Regions from separate parts of the Homo sapiens genome. Here region 2 is linked to region 1. The links are chromatin loops, found by intact Hi-C in ENCODE. Cell type or tissue: heart left ventricle. All regions are shown on one strand.

Region 1 (8,000 bases):
AGCTTTCCAACTTTTCCTTTTTGAGCTATTCTACTGGAAAGTAGGATCTATGCTACTTCTGTGAATGGGAAGGCTTTACATATGTCTTACATAGCCAGAATTTAGTCTCAATATTGTCCCATCAGCAGGAAAATGGCCATTCGGTTCCTATGTTCTTTTAATGCACTTAAATCTGTCTCCAGTTAAAACAGTACTTAATTAATAAGGGGATTTTAAGTTCGGAAGTTATCCAAAAGCATTTGTTTAAAGGATAAATGCTTTAGCATGGGCCATAACAGCAGGCAATCTAGCACATTGTCTCTGTTAAAGGAGTCTTGCCCAAAGGCGACACAGTCTCTCTGGAGATCCATTTTTTGGGGAGCCAGGCAAATCCACAGGTTTAGGAAGTCAAAGGGGAATCACACAAGGCAGATAAGCTAAGGTTGTGTGGGTAAGCGTGGTTAGCCCCATCACCTAGTTCATCCAGTTCCATGGCTTGCAGGACCACGCCTTCAACCATGGACAGCACATTTAACATGGTGTCGGGATCCAGAAACCAGGGAGGGGAAGCAGTCAGAGAATTCTCCCTGTCTTCTTCTCTGCTCTGGGTTACACGGAAAGAAAGGAGACTAAGAGGACACTTTTATTCTCACTTCTTTTTCTAGATGAGTAACAGATTATCTTCAGCTTGCAACCCTCTGAAGTGCAGTCTAAAACACTGGAACTTCCTTAACTTCAGGAATTTGAAGAGGAAAGTGACTAATTTGCTCTTGCAGAAGGGCATGGCATTTTTACTAAACCTTTGCAGGTGTTGTAAGATCAATCCAGCTCTTTTAGCAATCGTTTTGGGTAGGCCCAGAGGGAATGGTTCCCCATAATTAAAAAAGCAACTTCCAGGGGAATCATCTAAGAATTCCCTCTTATTTGGGGCCCCCTCAAGTTCCATTCTCATAACAGAACCTTAGGCAAATAAAAGGAAACTTAGGCCAATTTCCTAAAGACCATAATAGGTATACAGAAGTTTTCCAAAATTGATCTCAGGTGTTTAACCTCACATAAAGGGATGTTACGTTGCTTCTAAACCAGACCCTAATGACAGCTAAAAAGCAGGCAGCTCTGCAAGCAGCAAAGAATTTTGGAGATATGCAATATATCTCCTATAATACACTAAAAGAGAAAAAAACAGATAGGAAAAGCAAAAAAAAAAAAAAAAAAAAAAAGACAGAAAAAAGCAGAAACACCATTCCCAATAGGGAGAGAAGCAGTTCTAGTAAACAACCCTGATTGAAACCCCAATAGCCCAGAAAATAAAAGGAAAAGGAAGCACTTTTTATTATCCATTTTAAAGGGCCTATGGAAGGCCAAACCTCTCAATTATTCTAAACTGTGTATAATAGGCCAAGAGCCAAATAAGAATCCTGTAGCCTTTATGGAAAGGCTAAGAAAGGCACTAATGGAGCACACATCCTTATCCCCTGATTCAGTCAAGGAGCAGCTCATCCTGAAGGACAAGTTTATTACACAGGCAGCTCCCAATATTAGAAGGAAGCTACAGAAGCAAGCTACAGGACCAGATAGCACCTTAAGGGACCTCCTGAAGGTGGCTACTTTGGTCTTTATAATATGGACCAGGAGGAGGCCCAAAGGAAAGGCAGAGCATTCAGGATAGGAACAAAGCCTCTGGTAGCAGCTTTGCAGGCTTGCAAAGTCCAGGATCCCCAAGGTGCATTTGCTAGTTGCTATCAGTGTGGCAGACCAGGGCATTTTAAAAAGGAATGCCCAGGCAGCAAGACAAAGCCACCTCAAACCTGCCCAGCCTGTGGTGGAGACCTCTGGAAACTGAACTGCCCCCAGAGACAGAGATCACTGGGTTCAGAACCAGTCTCTCAGGTGGTTCAGCAGGACTCATGGGTCCCAGGGCTCAAGCCCCAGTTCCAGTGGCTCAAACTGCCATTATAGCACAGAAGCCCCAGGTGATTCTGGAAATTAAAGGAAGGAAAGTAAACCTCCTTCTAAACACTAAAGCTGGTCTCTCTCTTTTCTCCTCTCTAATCCAGGCCTCCCCTCTTCCCATAGCATGACTGTAAGGGTCATCTCAGGAAAAACTCTAATCCAATATTTTTCTCAACGTTAGTTGCAATTATTTACACATGTTTCCAGGCCATAGTCACGATAGCACTACTAGTCAGAAAAGCCTCCAAATTAGCCCTAGGACATAATTTAACTGTTTACACTCCACATAAGGTGGCAGGATCACTGTCCTCTAGGGGGAACTCTTAGCTAACAAACAGTTAGTAAAGCAAGCATTCATAAGGTGGGATAAGCAGTAGTCGCTCTAAATAACATCTCTCCCCAGCCAGAAGTACTCAATTAGCTGGGCTAATTGCTCTTTAAAAAAGCACTTAAATTAAGCAAGGGAAAGGTAGCTAACAGTTACACTAACTCCAAGTATGCTTTCCTAATTTTCTGTGCTCATGCTGCCATTTAAAGGGAAAGGCATTTTCTTATCACCCATAAATTCCTATAAAATATCACCAGGAAATTAACCGTTTATTATCCTCAGTTTTTCTTCCATGAGAAATATCAGGGATGTGTTGTAAGGAACATCAAAAGGAAACAAATAAGGTAGCTGAAGGAAATAGATTAGCTAATCAGGCAGATAAGTCAGAGGCAAAAAGCCTCAAAGCGTTAGTACAGTTCAAGCCCCTTCTAATCTAGGAAGGCTCCGTAAGAAAAATTAAACCTCAGTATCCCTTACAAAAATAAAATAGGCCACTTGTCAAAGGCATTCTTTTAAGCCCTTAGGATGGCTACAGTCAGGATGACAAACACTATTTGCCAGCCTCCAGCCAATGGAAAGTCCTTAAAATCCTTCACCTAGCTTTTCACTTGGGAAAGGATAAAACTTCAATGTGCTCAGAGATTGTTTTCAGGCAGGAAGCCTCTAAATTGGTTAAGCATGTAAACTTTCTAGCTCACTTCCAACAGAAACCACCTGTATTTAACCCAGGAAATTTGGTATTAGTGTAAACTCTCATCTCTGTCTCCTCCCCTAACCCAACCTGGGAAGAGCCTTACACTGTTTTTCTTTCAACCCCCTCAGTAAAAATTACAGGAATCGACTCCTGGATACATCACCCTCAAGTCAAGCCCGAAGAGCTTGGGAGCAACCTCTGACAGCCCAGAGGAACGTCTTGAATATCAGTGTAAAAAAATAGAAGATCTTAAGCTGAAAATCATAAAAAATAAGTAACTAAGGGCTACCCATCTTACTCAGTCCCACTCCTACCTCACCAAATATTTTATTGTTTCTACCCTTTCCTCTCAAATTCACCACCAAATATTACAACTTCTTTTTAACACATATTTATAGGAGATTTTCAAATATACATAGGATCACATTTGTAACTTTTTAAATCCCCAAAGGAAAATGTTATATATTGGCAAGTAAAGTTTTAGAGAAAAATTATTTACTACGCCACTCTTGTGGGAATGATTATAGTCACGCTATTATTTGCAATAGAACTATACACTGTGGCACCTACAATGTGAAATTCTCGTTATAAAATTCTAATTGCTGTAATATTTTGCCTGATTATTATCCTTATAACAGGATTAATAATTGCAGAAAAAATTAATCCAGATTGTTTTGCTTATAGCAGAAGTAATAGTTACTGATAAGAAATAAGCATAAAAGTTTTACCATCATTAAGTTTAATAAGATTTTTTACTGAAGTTTGGCAGTATAATGCACTCTAAGCTATGAAAAAAATGTTGTAAAGAAAGAAATTTTATGTAAGGAAAAATTTTGTATGGTAAATACTTGTCCTAAAAAGAAATGACTGGTTGTTTAAAGAATGAGTATTTAAAACAAGTAAAAACGTTTAAGTATGTTGTAACAGAGTCTATACAAGTCATAAAACAATTCAATAATTAAAGAAAAGGAATTGTCAAAATTAATGCTAAAGTTATTTTAGCCACCCAATAACGTATCTCTCCCAATCATATTACAAGTTATAAAAATGGCCTAAGCCTAAGGTTATTCTCTAGTGGCAAGCCAAGGGGAAATGTATGCGTTTCTCAAGAAAAATGTTACTTTCATATTAACGTTTCTGGTAATGTACAGCAGCATCTAGTGGAGGCAAACCAGTATTGCAATCCACTGGTATAACTAACAGGTGTCAACAGGTATAACTAACTGGTATAACTAACAGTTAGACTATAACTGTCAGTTATAGTCTAAAGGACCCCTATTAATGGTGGTAATCTTAATGCTCGTATTCAAACCCTGTATTTTAAACCTTCTTGTCGAATTTATCACTTTTCACCTAGAAGTAGCCAAACTCCAAACGGTGCTGTGAGCAGAGCCACACATGGACACAGCATTATTCTGAGAACCCTTAGATAAACCTCAGAAGGCCAAACTGCTGAACCCCCTACACAACACCCCTTTTCAGCAGGAAGTAGCCAGAAAGAATCGTCATCCAACACCCCCTAACAATAATTAGACCTACTTCTCTTTGAGGGGGGAATAATACAGGAGTTATTAAGAAATTATTTTAGGCAGCTAGATGGGGTAAACGTTCTCGGTGGAAACTAAAAAAAAGTTGGCTTAAAGAGCTAGACCGGCAAACTTTGATACGCAAATGCCGGAAAATAGAAACTGGGTCTACCCAACATGGTGATTCCCACCATCTTCTCCTTGTCACCTGGTGTACCAAGTGTCATGGCTGCCCCCACGTAACGCCATGTGTTCAAAACATCATGTTGACCTGTATTTGCATATTAAAGGCTAGGGTGGGAGGGCAAGGTTTTTTCGGCTACGTGAACGACACATCCGGTCAAACCAATCCCCTGAGCCCTATGCAAACCAGACACTGCCTTCTCCAGCTTCCGGATATAATGGACTGCCTTTCCGCTGCACACAGGGTTCCTCTTTGTTCTGAGCCCCTGTCCCTCTGTCTCTGTTTTCTTCTGTCTTTCTTCTTTCTTGCCTGTTAAACTTTTTACTTCTTAACGACCACTCCACATGTGTCTGTGTCATTACTCCTAATGGCACAAAACTAAGGACTCTGGTGTTCCTGCAGTCATGGAAGCTGCATCACTATTGTGAGTGGAATGACTTTTTTTTTTTCGATTGTTAACTGTTGGTGTATGGATATAATATCTATTAGGCATATATTGTTTACAGTTTAATTCCAGTCTTTTATTATCTTTTCTGTCTTCTGCCTATTTGTTCTACCCCTTATTAAAAGGTGGATATTTGAGTCTCCAGTTATTACCGTTAAGCTATCTATGTTTTCCTTCAGTTCTCTCAGTTATTGCTTCATGCATTTTAAAGCTTTATTAGATCCTATAGGTTTGTAATTGTTGTCTCTCCCTAATATTTTGACCACTTTATCACTTAAAATGTCTTTCCTTCTCTCTAATAACATTTTTTTCTCAAATTGTATTTTTTGTTATTAATAAGCCATTCTAGGTGTCTTTTGGTTACCATTTGAATTATATATTAATTTCTACCCTTTAACGTTTAACTTACTTGTGCCTTTTATATAAAGTGTGTCCTCATACATAACATATAATTGGATATTTTTTCTCTTTCTTTCAATACATATCTTTTGATTGGAACGTTCAACAAATCTACATTTAATAAAATTACTGATAAATTAAGATTAGTTGTATTATTTTATAAATGTTTACATATGTGTGTATACATATATATATATATCTCACGTTTATTTTAAATTTTCTCCTATTTCTATTTCTGCCTTCTTTTACGTAAAATAAACACTTTTTAGTTCTCCATTTTATTTTCCTTGTTTTTCCTTTTAATATATATTGTGAGATATTTTCTTCATGATTGCTCTGGGATTACAATATTTATATCTACATAAAACTGTATTTTTTGAGGGATTTTTTTTTTGCTGGGTGTAATTATTTTAGGTGATGATCTTCCCCTCCTCTCCTCTCGTCTCCTCTCGTCTCCTCTCGTCTCCTCTCCTCTCCTCTCCTCTCCTTTCTCATTCTTTCACCCAAGATAGAGTGCAGTGGCACCATAATAACTCTGGGCAGCCTTGAACACCTAGGCTCAAGCAAAATTCCCACCTCTGATTCTCAATTGGCTGTGACTACAAGCATGTGCCACCATGCCTGGTTATTTTTCATTTTTTATTTTTTTGGTAGAGATGAGGTATTGCTATGTTGTCCAGGCTGGTCTGAAATCCCTATGCTTCAAGAAATCCTCCTGTCATGGCCTCCCATAGTGCTGAGATTATAGGCATGAGCTTCTGCCCCCAACCTGATGATGGTCTTTTTCTTTTTCAACAATTTGAATATGTCATTCAAAAACAACGGCTTTCTGGTGTCCAGTTCTTGTGAGAATGCTGCTGTTAGTGTTATTGTGAATCCTTTGTATGTCATGAGTTCCTTTCTCATGATGCTTTCAAAGGTCTCTGTTTTTGGCTTTTGAAAGCTTGACTAAAATCTGTCAATGTGTAAATATGATAACAGCAGTTTCCTGTCTGGGGTGGCTGCTGCCATGATGCCAGCTGCAGTAAGGGAGGTGCAGTGGGGGCTGCGAGTTCCATGAGCCCACAGGAACTGGGAACAGGTGGAAGCCCTGCTCACTTCCAAGTTGGAGGGGCAGCAGTCCCGCCCTCCCACGTGGAGCTGCAGCTGCCCAGTGACAGCTGGGAACCCAGGCATCTCTGCAGTCTCAGAGGCCTGAGAAGCCCCATTTCCCCAACAGGCTCAGAAGTGTCTGCTCCTGCTGCCTGGCCTCTCCCCACTCCTAGCACCTGATCCAATTTTAGAGCAAAGTTGTGGCCAAGCATGAGCATTGTCGTGACCTGGCCAGGTTTGCACGTGCTTGGGGCAGTGCTGACACACCAGCCCCCTGCTGCCTCAGCTTCTTCCGGACTTTCAGCACCAACGAGCATGGGGAAGCTGAGGGAGAGCTAATGGCGGCTCAGTGTGGGCCTGCAGGCACCCATCAGCAGGAATAGCCTGGGCACTATGGCACTGTAGATGGCAGGCTAATGGCAGCAGGAAACAGGCTCCTGGCTGGAAAGGAGCAGGTCTCTGGTGAAGCCCCACCTTCAAGGCAGGGATGGCCTGAAGCCTGGGGGCTGAGCTGTCAGTTCATGGACCTGAGTTAGAACTTATGGTGCTTTTTCTGGGCCCGCCCATGACTGCCCATGGACCAATCAGCACACACTTCCTCCACTCTGAAGCTCATAAAAACCCTGGACTCAGCCAGACTTGAGCAGTCAAATGGATGACCTGCCTACGGAGAGGAGCTTCTCACTGTCGGTGTCCTCTGAGCTGTTCTGTGTCTCAATAAAGCACCTTTTCACCTTGCTCAGCCCTTACTTGTCTGTATACCTCATTCTTTGTGGAGGCAGGACAAGAACTTCGGACCCACTGAATGGCAGGGCTGAAAGAGATGTAATACAAACAGGGCTGAAACACCTTGCTCACCATTTCGCAGGCAATGAGAAGGAGAGAAGAGAGAAGGAGAGAAGAGCTGCAACCTCTTGGGGATCCCAGACCTAGGAGCTCTCCAACCCAGGGCTGTGACACCCTCTCTGGGGCTCTGTGGCTCCTGGCTTCTGGGTGCCATTTGTTCTCCAGTGCTAGCCATGGAAGCTGATTGCAGTACTCCTGGTCCAGCTGTAGCCTCACAAGGAGCTGGCACCTGTGCTGGTGCCTGGAGCTTCCTGCCCCACTGCAGCCAGCATGCCTGGCTGTGCACAGTGGCTGGACCCCATGCTCACTCACTCAGACACCCCTCGCCATTCCTTGCCTGGCTCGCCTTTGGCAGATGTGGGATCCAGGTGGGTAGTGTGGGCCAAGCAAAGCCTGCCAGGCTGAATCTGCAGAATGAGCCTAGAGGGCCTGAACAAAAACTTGAGCAAAGGTGCTACTGGCCACAGAGGTTTCTGGCCAGAAAAGTGACACCCCAAGGATCCTGTGACGCATATAATTGAATTTATATTACTTGGAATCTTTGAATTGCTTGA
Region 2 (8,000 bases), 390 kb before region 1:
TAAATAAAGACCTGTCACTGTAAAATTCCTAAATGAAAACATAAGGGAAAAGCCTCATGGCATTGGTCTTGGCAGTGATTTCTTGAATATGACACCAAAAGCACAGGCAACAAAAACAAAAATAGGTAAATGGGAATACATCAAACTAAATAGTTTCTGCATAGCAAAGGAAACAATCAAAAAGTGGGGAGGCAATGTATGGAAGTAGAGAAAATATTTGCAAACTGTATATCTAATAAAAGGTTACTATTAAAATAAAGAACTCATACAACTCAATTGCAAAAACAAATAAAAATAGTAATAATAAAAACAATAGTAACCTGATTAAAAGATGATCATTTGTATGGTAATTCTCTTTCTGCAAGTTATGTGGAGTGGCTCATAGCATATACAGTTGATCTATATTTAAAGCAAGGCATTCTGTTGAAGAGAAAAACACAGACAGATAATAAACAACTGAAATTATAATTTTAATTCAACCAGAATTCAATTGCAGGTGTGGCAGCTTGCCATAATAATTTTTTGTTTGTAAAAAGATTTTCTGCAGTGCATAGCTAGCTAGCAAAATTAGCAATGGGAGAAAATATATCAAAACATAATGCAATTTTCATAATATGTCTGGATTTTATATGTCATTACATTCTTAATAGAGAATATTATATCTTATAAAAAAGGTTTCAGAATATGTACTATACTTCAAATTATAAGTAATATACTCAAATCATATCTAGATTTCAGAGACAGAGATTTTAATAGTTGAGGCTTCTAACTAAACTGCTGAATTTTTAATATTTAAAGCAGTGAGAAAATACAACTTTTCTACTTAAAAGTATAAAGTTAAAGTGTATACACATGCATAAATATATATAATATATGAGATATATAGAGAGAGAGCTAGAAAAAATATATATGAGATATACATTGTACATGATATATATTATACATGATATACATTATATATGATATATTATATATATATTATATATACAAATATATGAGAAAGGGTTTTTGCCCCTTAGGCTATTCATTGCTAACAGAACCCAAATTGTATATCATTGATAAAAATAATTTAATCTGCAAAATTTTTTTTAACATTTTAGAAAGCTAGAGTGTTATTTTTTAATATAGAGTGTATTAGAGGATACCATCAAACTCAGATATTTAAAAATACAGCTATTGACTTTTTTCTTCTCTAGACTATAAATAATGCACTTCTTATTCCACTTCAACTAAAAACGTAGAAATTTAATATTTTTAATAGAATACATCATTCACCGCATAATTTTTATCACTGATTCATTTTTAATATAGGCCTGAGGACATTGTGGCTCTTAAAATCCAAGTGGAATCAGAGAATATTTATGATCCAAAAGCTTCTAAGCCAAATAAAGCAGGGAGCATTGGCATAGCTGAGGAAGTTGGATTTCTGTCACAAATATAAAACATGGAACATGCATTAATTTTCTGCCTAAATACAAAAAACTAACGCAGGTCGTGTAGGTTCAATAGTAATTATTAAATTAGAGACATGGCATGTAATCATAAGTATTGTCAAACAGTGCACTGTTTTAAAATGAATATTCTTTCTAAATAACTTTTTACTCCTGATTTATTAGAGTACTGCATATTGTAATTCACTTCACAAACAAGTCTTAAAATCAGTAATTTAAAACGTATTTTTAAAGGTCTTTATTCATATTATTTTGGAACTTATTGGTGAAGATAACAATATATAAAAATACAATGTCCACGTGTAAGTGAGTGGCAGAAATATTTACAAAGGAGTTTGTGTAACTGGTAATTTTAAGTTTAGTTTCTAAAATCGTTTTTTAAAATATTATTTACATGTTCATAAGGAATATTAACATAGAAACATAATTTTATCATGACTTTCTTTAAATAATAATTTTGGCTAAATATCTATTCATATTTATTTTTAAATGTATAAAGCATGTGTTTCTAATTTTTTTTTTGGCATTATCTTTCTGAGCTCATGGCTACAACTGCTATGTTTACCCTGAGAAATTCCAAAGTTAAGTTCTACTTGCAATTTGCCTTTTGAGTCTCAAATTTTTTTATTTGAATATGCAAAATTACTAGAAATATTTTTATCTTAAACCCTATGTACTTGCAGTGTTTCTTAGTTAACGTAGGTATAGCTAGAAAACCAAGTCTGGCTAAGTTTTAACCCTCATTTTATCCTCAAATCTAATCTGTCACAAAATCTTGTGAATTTAACTTTTTCATTTATCTCAAATTCATTATGTCCTCTTATTTCCACTGTAGCTGCCTTAGTTTAAGGCCTGTCATTTCTCACCTTCAAACTATCCTTGCCTATGGAGACTTCTCCTTCGCTTTCAACCTGCACTTTATATTATAACCAGAGAGGTCTTCATAAAATTTACATGTGACCATTTCACTTTCCCTTTAAAATCCCTTAATGGCTTCTTCTAGCTTTCTGAGAAAAAAATAAACTCTTTAGCTTATTCTAGAAAACTTATTTCTCTATTAATTCTTCCTACTATTCTCCCATGTTCACACTTTACTGCAAGTTCTCCATAACACAAGCTGTTCTCTGATTCCATTGTTTTATTACTACTGTTCTTTTTTTTTTTTTTGAGACAGAGTTTCATTCTTATTGCCCTGGCTGCAGTGCAATGGTGCGGCCTCGGCTCACTACAACCTCCACCTCCCGAGTTCAAGTGATTCTCCTGCCTCAGCCTCCAGAGTAGCTAGGATTACAGGCATGGGCCACCACACCCAGCTAATTTTGTATTTTTAGTAGAGATAGAGTTTCACCACATTGGCCAGGCTGGCCTTGAACTCCTGACCTCATCTGATCTGCCCTCCTTGGCCTCCCAAAGTGCTGGGATTACAGGCTTGAGCCACCGTACCCAACCATTACTACTGTTCTTGAATACATTCTTCTCTCCCTCTCTACTGAAAAACCTTCTCTTGTCATTTTTATCTACCTAAATCCAGTGTGTCCTTCAAAAGTAAACAAACGCCTCTTGTGCCTGAACTTACTCTTTTTTTTTTTTAAAGTTCCTCATCAAAAAACTAAAGTACTTGTTACATCAGAATAAAACTGACTGTTCTCACTTTTCTTCTCTGGACTACAAACTCTGTGCAAAGGACCTTTACCAATTCAACTTTGTGTTATGATGTTTGCACTGTACTGACACATGGTAGGTACTCAATAATTTTTAAATGTGCAAATAACAAGTCACGTAATGGTGGTTCTTATATTTGCAGTTATGCATTGTTCAATTTTTCTGGACTATCTTATTTAAAATTTTGCTGAAGATTTTATTTTCTTACAGTAGCCACATGCAGAATTATCAATCAACTGATGTTTATTGGCAATCAATCATTTAAACCTAGCACAGTTCAACAATTTCTAGATTCAATTTCTTTAATAACAGTTTTCATTAAGCATATTGATTTTTTACTACACTTTCAATTTAATCTCCCATCATATGCAATAGAGTAGGCAAGAAAAAGATGAGGGGAAGTACATACATGATCGTTGTTTAATCTTCATGCATTTAACAAATATTGATTTAACTGCTATGTTTTTCTAGGCATTCAGCTAAATACTAAAGATACAACTGTAAGAGATAATATTCCAGTCTTCAAAATCTTACTGACTGAAAAGGGGAAAAAAAAAAAACTCCGTTACATTTAATACTGCAATATAAAATAATTTCAGAAACATATACACTATGGAATAATCAGAAAGGGAAGTCAAATATAAATGCTGAAGGCCATAGGACACTTCTAAGAACACACTGGTTTTTCAGTTTAGGTGACAGCCAGGTGAAAGAGTGTTCCCAGTAAAGGGAGCCACAGACTTGAGAGAGAAAGGTACATTCAGTGAAGTTCAAAGTCTCTTCTTATGTCTAAGAATAAGCTAAGATAGTGGAACAAGAATGGGCTTGGATATGAGAAATAAACTCATTTTTGCATCTGAGTATTGAACTGTACATCTATATTTAAAACATATAACACAATAATAGCACTTAATGAATACTTAATGCTTTTCAAACATTGTAAATTGCCATTTAAAAAAATATTAACTCATGTATTTAGAACAAGACTTATATAAACCAACATGTTTATACCCATACACAAGATGAGGTTTAAATTGATTTTTTCTAATTTTTAAATTGTGGTTGAATACACATAGCATAAAATTTACCACTTCATCATTTTAACTATAGAGGGCAGTGTTATTAAATACATTCATAATGTTATACAACCATCTCCAACATTCATCTCCGTAATTCTTTCCATCTTGTAAAACTGAAGCTTTATACCCATGAAACACAAATGCCCATTCTATCTTCCTCTCCACTCCTGGGAACCACCATGCTGCTTTCTGTCTGATTTTGCATACTCTAAGTAGTTCATATGACTAAAATTATACAGTATTTCTCTTTGGGTACTTATTTCACTTAGGATAATATCCTCAAGATTCATCCCTGTCTTATCAAATGTAAGTATTTAGTTGTATCTCCTTATTGTACTGAAACTTTTATTAAAATATAATTTTCTTCCTTATATATCGTAACCTTTTTAAATTTAATGTCTGTTTTGTCTAATATTTGTATATCCATCTTGCTGTATTTTGGTTACTATTAGCATATCTTCTTTCATATTTTCATTTCAATGTATTTGTGTCTTTCTAAAGTGAGTCTTTTATAGAAGGCATACAGTTATCATGATTTTGTACTTTTGCCAATATTTGTCTTTTGATTGGATATTTAATTCATTTCCATTTAAAGTAATACTTACATAGTAAAGGGGTACAAAATTTTACTTAGGCAAGATAAGTTCTGGAAATCATTTTTGTATATTGCCAGAACAATATGCTTATAGTTAACAATATTGTATTGTATACTTAAAATTGGCTAAGAGTGTCTTCGCAAAATTTAAGAGGCTTTATGTGTTCTCACTACACACACACAAAAAAAATAGTAGCCATGTGAGGTAATGGATATGTTAGTTAACTTGATTGTGGCAATATTTCACAATGTACACATATATCGAATCATCAAGCTGCATCTCTTAAATGTATAAATTTTTTATTTTTAACTATGTCTTTGTAAAGTTGAAATAAATTACTGGTAAGGAGAAACTTTATTTCTTTCATTTTGCTATTTGTTTTCTATATGCCTTAGAGCTTTTTTGTCTGTCATTTCTTGCGTAACTATGTCTTTGTGGGTAGTTGATATTTTGTAGTGAAAAGTTTAAATTATTTTTTCATTTTCTTATATATATAATCAGTACTATTTCCTTGTGGATACCATAGGAAGTCCATTTAACATCCTCAACTGAAAACTCTCTAATTTGGGCCAGGTGCGGTGGCTCATGCCTGTAATCCCAGCATTTTGGGAGGCCAAGGCGGGCAGATAACGAGGTCAGGAGATCGAGACCATCCTGGCTAACACGGTGAAACCACGTCTCTACTAAAAATACAAAAATTATCTGGGCGTGGGGGCGTATGCCTGTATTCCCAGCTACTTGGGAGGCTGAGGGAGGAGAATCGCTTGAACCCGGGAGGTGGAGGTTACAGTGAGCCGAGATCGCGCCACTGCACTCCAGGCTGGCAACAGAGTCTCAAAAAAAAAAACAAAACAAAACAAAAAAACCCTCTAATTTGGATATCTACCAACTTCAATCACATACAAAATTCTGCTCTTTAACAGCTCCACCTACCCTTTTGGTTGTTGATGTCATAAAATTACATCTTTTTACATTCTGTACCCCAAAATATAAACTCATATTTAGTTCAAATGAAGTAGTTTCCGTAAGTTATATGGAAAACGAAATGTGGAGTTACAAACCAAAGTTATGATAATTGAGCTTTTATCATGTAGAAATTAAAAAGTGGAGCTACAATGTCCTTGCATTTACCTTTATTGAGATTCTTATTTCTTTATATAGCTTTCAGTCACTGTCTAGTAACCTTTTTTCACCCTGCAGAGCTCCCTTAGGTATTTCTAGCAGGGCAGGTGAGCAGGTATCAAATTCCCACAGATTTTATTTATGTGTGGATGTCTTAATTCTCCCTTATTTGAAGGAGCTAAGCCAGATATAGGATTACTGGTTGGCAGCTTATTTCTTTTAGCACTTTGAATATATTAGCTTACCACCTTCTGGCCTCAATGTTCCTGATAAAAATAGCTGCAAACAATTGTACTAAGGATCTCTTGTATGTGATTCATTGCTGTTCTCTTGCTGTTTTCAAAATTCTCTCTTTGGCTCTTAAAGGTTTGATTGTAAAGTGTCTAGGTATGTGTCTCTTTGAGTTCATCTTACTTGGAGTTTGTGGAGACTCTTGGATGTTAAGATTCATGTCTTTTATTAAATTGGGAGAGTTTTCTGCCATTATTTTTTCAAATATTTTCTCTGCTTCTTCTCCTTCTGGAGATCCCACAATGCATGTGTTGGAACTCTTGATGGTATTCTACAAATCATGTAGACTTGGTTCACTTTTGTTCAATCATTTTTCTTTCTGTTCCTGAGGCTTCATGATTTACTACTATCTTAGGTTCAAGTTCACTGATTCTTTTTTCTTCCTGTTAAAATCTGCATTTGAATCCCACTAGTGAACTTTTCATTTTAGTTGCTATATTTTCAGCTCCAGAATTTTTTTCTGGTTTCTATTTAGGTTTCCTAATTCTTTATGGATGCTTGTTTATACATGCTTTTCTTCACGTTCTTCACATCTTCCTTAGTTCTTTGAGAAACTAGAAAACAATCGTCTAAAACCTTTGTTGAATAGATCTTATATCAGGTCTTCTTCAGGGACAGTTTCTGTTGATTTACTCTTTTCCTTTGAATGGGCCAGGCTTTCCCATTTCTTCATATACATGTTAAATTTTTAAAGAAAACTAGACAGTTAAATCTAATACTGTAACTCAAAACCAGATTCTCTTTCTTCCCCAGAATTTTCTTCTTTTTAATGTATTTATTGTTTTAGATTTATTTATTGTTGTAGGCTGTGTGCCAAAGATCTGTCTGAGATATAAATTTAAGATTTTCTAAGAATTTTTCTGAGCTTGTGCATTCTCCTAGGCACATCCAGACACTTTCTAGTTTTCTCTGTATGTAAATTTCCTTTGAAAATTCTTATCTTTAAAGTCTTGTTCCAAAAAGGTAAAAAAGAAAAAAATGAAGGAAGCAGGGAGGAAAAGGGCACTGACCCTTTAAATTATCTGCAAGTCACTTTAGCTGAGGAAGGGGGAGCTTGCAACATGGAGGGAACAGTGGCCATCCACTTCTTCATCTAAACCTGTGGGATCAGAAGCACGATTCAGAGTACAAATCCCCAATATTTCAATGACAGGATCCCCTTTCCCAGCCATGGCTCCTGTAAGCTGTGTGCAAGCTGCTTGTAGTAGAAATGTTCAGCTGCCTGCCAGGGAAGGGGTGGCTGCTATGACAATATAGCTGAAATTGACTGAAATTCATCTCAAATTGCTTTCCAAGCCTTCTACAGACTCTAGAATTTAAAAACAGTTCCATCAGACAGAGGCTGCCAGTGCAATTATTGTCTAGGTGTAGAGACAGGTTCCTGGTGCTTTGTACTCCACCATCTTCTCAGAATCCATTTAAATTGATTTTTAACTGTGTAATTGCAATAATAATTTATGTTTTTGTAGCTTATCTTCCTTTAGACACTTGGGTCATATATTTAGATGATAATGTAATTAAATAAATAATACACCTATAACGTTTTAAGCAATTTTTCGGTTCCATAGCACAGAACAGCAAGCACCATGGGAAGGATAGGTAGCTTATGCAAAGTGATCTTGCCAATCCCATCAAGTACATAATAATCATTTCACAATAGACTTTTCATTACCCTTTAATTACAGTTAGCTTTCTGCCTCACATTTTTAACAGTACCTAGATTGGAAGAGATGTATCTGCTCCAATTTTTTTTTTCAGAACTAAGAGGAAATTTATAGTGGTTTAATTGCTTAACAACT

Evidence for each region. Peaks named below come from ENCODE experiments on the same cell type or tissue, not always from the same donor. Only the 100,000 strongest peaks of a DNase experiment are listed, where the experiment ranks them.
Region 2: a loop joins it to region 1, with 4 times the contacts of the local background. A loop is called at or near these places in 5 of 110 quality-filtered maps.

Annotation. Positions count from the first base shown.
Region 1 is chr4:161,248,850-161,256,849 of GRCh38, reverse strand. LOC105377515 (a long non-coding RNA gene) reads left to right here and starts at 4,648. Exons shown (of 3, transcript XR_939409.1): 1 at 4,648-5,088. RefSeq lists a silencer at 4,056-4,105 and an enhancer at 7,069-7,238. In heart left ventricle, a CTCF peak has its summit at 4,127; no DNase peak of the experiment used is centred here.
Region 2 is chr4:161,639,145-161,647,144 of GRCh38, reverse strand. All of the region lies in intron 7 of FSTL5 (follistatin like 5), which reads left to right. Among named protein-coding and RNA genes, the nearest start is that of FSTL5-AS1, 380 kb to the left of the region's middle. In heart left ventricle, a CTCF peak has its summit at 4,132; no DNase peak of the experiment used is centred here.